Regions from separate parts of the Homo sapiens genome. Here region 1 is linked to region 2. A link is a contact called in ENCODE Hi-C or POLR2A ChIA-PET data. All regions are on one chromosome and are shown on one strand. The core of a region is the stretch at or near the end of the contact, and the rest is flanking DNA. Distances in the headings are between cores, read along the strand shown. Region 1 holds the start of USP48 (ubiquitin specific peptidase 48). Region 2 holds the start of EIF4G3 (eukaryotic translation initiation factor 4 gamma 3).

Evidence for each region. A loop is a pair of places that touch in the nucleus more often than their neighbours do. ChIA-PET counts read pairs that join two places held with the same protein, here RNA polymerase II (POLR2A). Pooled maps may share reads with other maps.
Region 1: a map of naive thymus-derived CD4-positive, alpha-beta T cell shows a loop between it and region 2 (7-fold over the local background). The contact joins the promoter of USP48 here to the promoter of EIF4G3 in region 2. A Hi-C loop is called at or near these places in 1 of 168 maps with a recorded cell type or tissue (naive thymus-derived CD4-positive, alpha-beta T cell), 2 of 37 single-sample maps with no recorded cell type and 10 of 50 pooled maps. POLR2A ChIA-PET finds 5 or more read pairs at or near these places in 1 of 52 experiments (activated CD4-positive, alpha-beta memory T cell).

Annotation. Positions count from the first base shown.
Region 1 is chr1:21,781,217-21,784,401 of GRCh38, forward strand. USP48 (ubiquitin specific peptidase 48) reads right to left here and starts at 1,933. Exons shown (of 27, transcript NM_032236.8): 1 at 1,608-1,933. The coding sequence starts at 1,741. RefSeq lists enhancers at 617-666, 979-1,750, 1,227-1,326, 1,751-2,521, 2,267-2,316 and a silencer at 1,697-2,056.
Region 2 is chr1:21,174,988-21,178,169 of GRCh38, forward strand. EIF4G3 (eukaryotic translation initiation factor 4 gamma 3) reads right to left here and starts at 1,910. Exons shown (of 37, transcript NM_001391906.1): 1 at 1,735-1,910; 2 at 1,188-1,371. RefSeq lists an enhancer at 1,825-1,874.

The DNA of each region.
Region 1 (3,185 bases), core at 683-3,182, 610 kb after region 2:
GAGACCAGCCTGACCAACATGGAGAAACCCTGTCTCTACTAAAAATACAAAAAATAAAAATAATAAAAAAAAATTAGCCGGGCATGATGGTGCATGCCTGTAATCCCAGCTATTCAGGAGGCTGAGGCAGGAGAATCGCTTGAACCAAGGAGGCAGAGGTTGCAGTGAGCCGAGATCACGCCATTGCACTCTAGCCTGGGCAATAAGAGCGAAACACCGTCTCAATAAATAAATAAATATCAGAAATTGGCCCAGCATGGTGGCTCACGCCTGTAATCCCAGAAGAGGTGGGCAGATCGCTTGAGCCCAGAGCTCGAGACCAGCCTGGCCAACATGGCGAAAACCCGTCTCCACTAAAAATACAAAACTGAGTCGGGCGTGGTGGCCCGTGCCTCTAATCCCAGCTACTCCGGAGGCCGAGGTGGGAGGATCGCTTGAGCCTGGGAAACGGAGGTTGCAGTGAGCCGAGCTCGTGACACTGCACTCCAGCCTGTGTGACAGAGTGAGACCCTGTCTCAAAAACCACCAGAACTATTAGTAGTTTACATTATTTGGTTAGTCTGGAAACTAATTACGTTGAGAAACTGACTGAAGCTTGATTATTTCTATTATACACAGACTTCAAACATTCCAGAACTTACTGTTAAAGTCAGATTTACCCTCCTTGTGAGACAGACGCCCAGAGCTTGGACTTATTCGTTTGCTTTATAGAAACTCCCTAACTTATTTCACTTCTCATACTAGACTTTAAGCTCCAAAGCCAGAGACCATGACTTCCATTCCTTCCGGATCCCCCAGCGGAATGTAAAAACTCCAGAAAGCATTTCCTAAATGCCTGCCGAAAGACGGCTACTGAGCATGCCCGGCTTGGCCAAGTCAATTTCAACAACATTCTGAAACAAAAACTATAGTTCCCGCGTTACAAGGTGGAAAAAAGGGAATAAACGGGAGCAAAGCCTAAGGATTCAATCTATATGAGGGGGTTAAGGAAAGGTAAAGTTCAAGGGCGGCGCAGACGTGAAGGACAGCACTATCACAGCTTAAACTTGGTACTCGGTAAACTGGTGTCGAACCAGAACGACCAAAGAAAGGCTTAAAAAAAATACTAGATTAACGAGTGAGGGAAGGCCAACGGGGGTGCAGGGTATCGATGACGTAGGCTGACCACAGTTTTTTCTAAAGCTGCCCTCTACAAAAATAATACTAAGATGATCAGGCCTTCGGTGTCAACACCAACAAGATACACTGTGATGAAGCTCACTTCCAAAAAGTTCCTTTTTACAAACGAAAGAGCCGTGCTGTGGCCAAGATACCCCAACCATCAACGCTTGCTAAGCTCTCAGCTCCTGCCTTCATCTCCACCGCCATCTTCTGGATGGGAACCCAAACCTTCCTAAAGTGCTTTGGCCAGCATCACCTCCGCGCACAGCCCGGGAAGCCTGCGTTTCCCAGGTCGCGCAGACGGCGCAAAGGGGGAAACTCCACCTCGCTCGGCTCCGCGCCTCCCAAATGCACGCAAAGGGCTGCCGTCTTCCTTTCCCCTACCCCGCCCGGGCTTTCCAAGGTCCGGCGCGAGGAGCCCGCGAGGCGCGGTGCGCGGGCCTCACCTGCACACGCCGCGAATGCAGGGCTCCAGCCAGATGCGGTAAGCGGTCTCGATGTGCTCCTGCGACACCTCCTCGGGCCGCACCGTCTCCGCCCAGCGCCAGGCCGCCTTCTCCAGCTGCAGCCGCGGGGCCATGGCCTTGGCCCCAGGAACGCCTCCCGAGCCAGACCGCCGCAGCCGCCGCCGCGGTCTGCACCGCCGCCCCAATGGGCTTCGCCACCTGCCAGCAAGGAGGACCTGGCGCTCCTTCAGGCAGCTGGCCAGTCAATCACCTGTGCGCGCCACTGCCGCCGCGCCCGCCCGCGCCCGACCCGCACGACCGGCCGCAAAGCGCCGCCGTCGACACCCGACACACCCCGCGCCCGCGGACGTTAAAGGTGGACTCCCCGCCGCGCTGAGCGCATGCGCGTTCCCAGCAGCCTCTGCGCCTCCCGCGCCCCTAACCCGACGGGCTGAGGTAGAGGAAGCGTACGTCCGAGGCGGTCTTGCCACGTCCTCACTGGCACTTCTGGAAAAGCAGCGTCTCAGCCCCCGTTCAGGGCGGCGCACTACGTACCACTACTCTAACAAACCAGTGCCTCGAAAGCTATTTCTTGCCTCCGGTACTTCCCTTTTAACCATGAAGTTTTCACGCTAGAGGCTACTCAACGCACACACAGGCCCGCCCAGACTGTGGAGCGGGACCTGTTTAGAGTAGAAACCGAGTCGCCAAAGAAACCAGTGTTGGCTCTTTAGAGGGAGATTTAACTTGAGCCTAGACCGGTTCCGAACCCCTTTCCCGAGCCCTCCTGACGTCATGGGACCTTCCGGCCTTTTCCCGTGCTAGGGTGGGACTACGTGTCCCGGCATGCCCTGCGTCCTGCCACTGACTGTGAGGCATGCTGGGATTTGTAGTCTTCGAGGTGGGAGTGCTCAGTGCGCCGCAGACTGTGCGGGCGGGGGTCCGAGGTGCCAGGGTGGAGTTTCTCTGGTGCGCAAGGTCATGTTTGCTGTTGGCTCCCTTCTCAAGACTGTTACCTCTATGCCAGGATTTTCTAGTTCCTCTCTAGCTCCTGGTTTAAAACATTTCCTTTCTGCGACTCCTGCCCCAGGACATAAAGAGTAGCTTTATGAGAATTGTTTTGCAAACTGTAAAGAACTCTACTAAAGTGAGGATATTTAAGAATTTTGAATTTGAATTAGAGCTCTGCCAGAATCTAAGCGCTAACTTCTGACTCAGCTGCTTGCCTGCTGGAAAACCTTAGGCTGAATTCTTTAGATAAACATTCACTGGGCCGAGCACCGTGGCTCAAGGATCCAATCCCAGCACTTTGGGAGGCCGAGGTGGGCGGATCACCTGAGGTCAGGAGTTCGAGGCCAGCCTGACCAAAATGGAGAAACCCCGTCTCTACTAAAAATACAAAATTAGCAAGGCGCGGTCGCGCATGCCTGTAATCCCAGCTAGTCGGGAGGCAGAGGCAGGAGAATCGCTTGAACCCGGGAGGCGGAGGTTGTGGTTAGCCGAGATAACGCCATTGCACTCCAGCCTGGGCAACAAGAGTAAAACTCCGTCTCAAAAAAAACAAAAAAATTCGCTGAA
Region 2 (3,182 bases), core at 660-3,159:
AAGAATCAAACTACAGACTGTGAAATAATCTGGGGACCTCACAGCAGTTAGCTTCTTACTTGCTCAAACATCCTACAATCTCTAAAAGTCAAACGCACGATGACACAAACATAAAAACACAACACATCTAACATCCAATCATTATTTATTGATTTACACAAATACAGTGGGTGTAGGGAGGAGGTGATGCATGATGAAATGTTATTCTCAGGTACGCAATACCTTTCTAAATCTCCGTGGAATACATGAATTCAACGTTTTACCTTCACCGGCTAGTTTTTGACTAAAATACCCCATCACCAAGTCTTTTCAATCAAAGCTCTCCAAAATTCTACAATCGAGCAAATAACATGAAATTAGAAACATTCAATACTAGACTTTCCTCCAGAAGCCCTGGTAACTCTCTAGACATCAGGCCTATGAGGAGTAAATTAAAGCCCATTAAAAATATTCAGCCTAACACAAATCTTCCAAGAAGTGAGACTTTTGTGGGTGATGGGTAATGTCGGTGAACTTCCTCTTCCTTTAAAAAGGTCAAAGACAGGGAAGCGTCCGGCGTCACATTTCCTCCTCAGATCTCTACCACAAACCACATCACAACTCTCCCATTACTAAAAAAAATTATCCAGAGGAACTGCTTTCTGTACATTTTCACCTTAGACTGAAAATCCAACATACCTCGGAAACGAGCTGATTGGTTTCAAACAAGAAATTTACCGATAAAGTTTATTATGTACTAATAATAATTATGGAAGCCCACTGTGTCCCGCTGTAGGGGGAGCCGAGGGGAGGTGAAGAGCAGGAGGGTGTAATCCTCACAACAACCAGAGAAAAGCCTTCCCTGCAGGGTTGGTCCCAGGCACCAAGCAAATTCTGCCCAATAAAGGGGGGGAGGGTACCTTAGGGGAGGAGGGGAGAAGGGACCCCAAGCTCTAAAAGGAAGGGGCTGCAGAAGCATGGCCAAGTGGGGCTAGCTTTCACAGTATTGCAGAGGGTCTGGGGGTCCCCCCGCAGTGCTGCTGCCGGGGCACCCCAAAAGCTCCGCCCAAGCCCGATGCAGGGGCTTGAGCCGCTGTCCCTTTCCTGGCTGGGCTGTGGCGGCCGGCAGGAGGGTCCCCTGGGCTGCGGGGTCCCCCTGGACTGCGACGACGAGAACCGAAGGGCCGACAGGAAGGTGAAAAGGATACTGTTGGGGCGCCTGAGTCTGGAGGGCCCTGATGTTCGGGTGAGGAGGGGGGACCGCTGCCGCCGCCGCCGCCGCCGCCGCCGCCGCCGCCGCTGCTGCCGCCGCCGGGTGAGGAGGCGGTACCGCTGCTGCCGCCGCCGCCGCCGCTCCGGTGCCGGGTCCGGTTCCTGCTGCAGTCGCTGTGCCTGATTTCAGAGCCGGTTTCTGCGGTAAACTCATGGCAAAGCGAAGCCACCAACCCCCCCAGAGCGGGACCGGGCGCGCCGGGGTGCAGGGGCCGGGGGCAGCGGGGGGGCGGGATGGGGGCAGACCCGGGGAGGCGGCGGGAGCGGGGGGCTGGGGGGAGCCTGGGGGGAGGAGGAGGAGGGGGCCGGGGCCGGTCACACACGCCCGACGCCGCCGCCGCCGCCGCCGCCGCCTCCGCCGCCGCCGCCGCCGGCAGCAGCAGCCGCCCCGCGGGCCAGCACCACCGGCTGCCGGTCTCCGTGACAACGCGACCCCAGGGGGGGGGCCGGACCCGGCGGGGGCAGGAGGCGGAGAGACCGGACCTTTCACGGCAATATCCTCATGGGCCGGCGGCGGGGGATCTTTATCCCCCTCCCCGGAGGAAGCGGCGCCCTTCTCGGTAGCGGGGCTCAGGCGATGCCGGTGGATTTTCTTCACTCAACGAGCAGAGCATCCAACATGGCGCTGTGGCCGCCTCCAGCAGTCCGGCAGGACGGCTGCTCGGAAAACTTCGGACTTTTTCGGAATGGCTCGGGAAACCGAGGGTGGGAAGCCTCTTCGGCTCTTTCCGGAGACTGCTAGGGGTCGGGATTCTTCGGAGACGCTCGGGTGCGTCCTCGGCCGCCGTTCGGGAGGGCTCAGGGGCTAACTCGCTTCCTCGGCAAAGATCGGCGAGGGAGGCTTCGCTGGCTTACAGCGGCGCGGGTGCGGGGCGGAGGGAAAGACCAAAGGCGAGGTCTGGCTTGCGAGAGTCCTCCCCTGCGGCCCAGCCTCGAAGAACAATGGTAATGGCCCCGGAGTCGGCTGTTCGCTGAGCCCCGCTCGCAGGGGCGGAGAGGCAGCGGCGAGGCGAAAAACCCCTGGAGAAGGAACCGCTTAACCGGAATGGAACCCGTTGGATAGGGACCCCCCGCGGGGACTTCGCGTAACCAATGCCACCCGCCGGCCTGTAACCCACGCATTTCACACCCATTGTGTCGACACTTCCTCAGACGCTCTGAGAGGTGAATGAGGAGCCCCATTTCCAGAGGACACAGAGGAAAAGTGACTAGCCCAAGGTCACCCTATCGGGAAAGGACAGAGCCTAAATCTAAATGCCACCTTCATCTGGATGAACCTTGCCGCCTCCCATATTGGCTGGGGACATGACCTGAGCCGCCATATCTAATCAGCAGCCTTAACTGAGCTCTGTGGATGGATTCAAACCTAGGCCTTCCCCAGGACTGGAGCGCCCTTTGACCAGCAGCCAGTGATCAGCTCCCCAATGTCCTATGCTGGGTGACATTTGTTGATAAGGATTTTCTTCCCAGCTAGACCTGCCAAGATCACTCCCACCCCCAACCCCGCACACCCCACTCCTTAGCAGGTGCCTTGTCCTAAGCACAGTGGCATTGAGTGGGAAAGAATGGCAGGCATCGGCCGGGCGCGGTGGCTCACGCCTGTAATCCCAGCACTTTGGGAGGCCAAGGCCGGTGGATCACTTGAGGTCAGGAGTTCAAGACCAGCCTTGCCAACATGATGAAACCTCGTCTCTACTAAAAATACAAAAATTAGCCAGGCGTGGTGGCAGGCACCAGCTACTCGGGAGGCTGAGGCGGGAGAATCACTTGAACCCAGGAGGCGGAGGTTGCAGTGAGCTGAGAGAGTGCCATTGCACACTAGCCTGGGCGCGACAGAGTGAGGCTTCGTCTCAAAAAAAAAAAAAAAATGGCAGGCGTCATGGAGCAATCAAGTTTTAATATAATATTTACCAGACATGGCACTAAGCGCT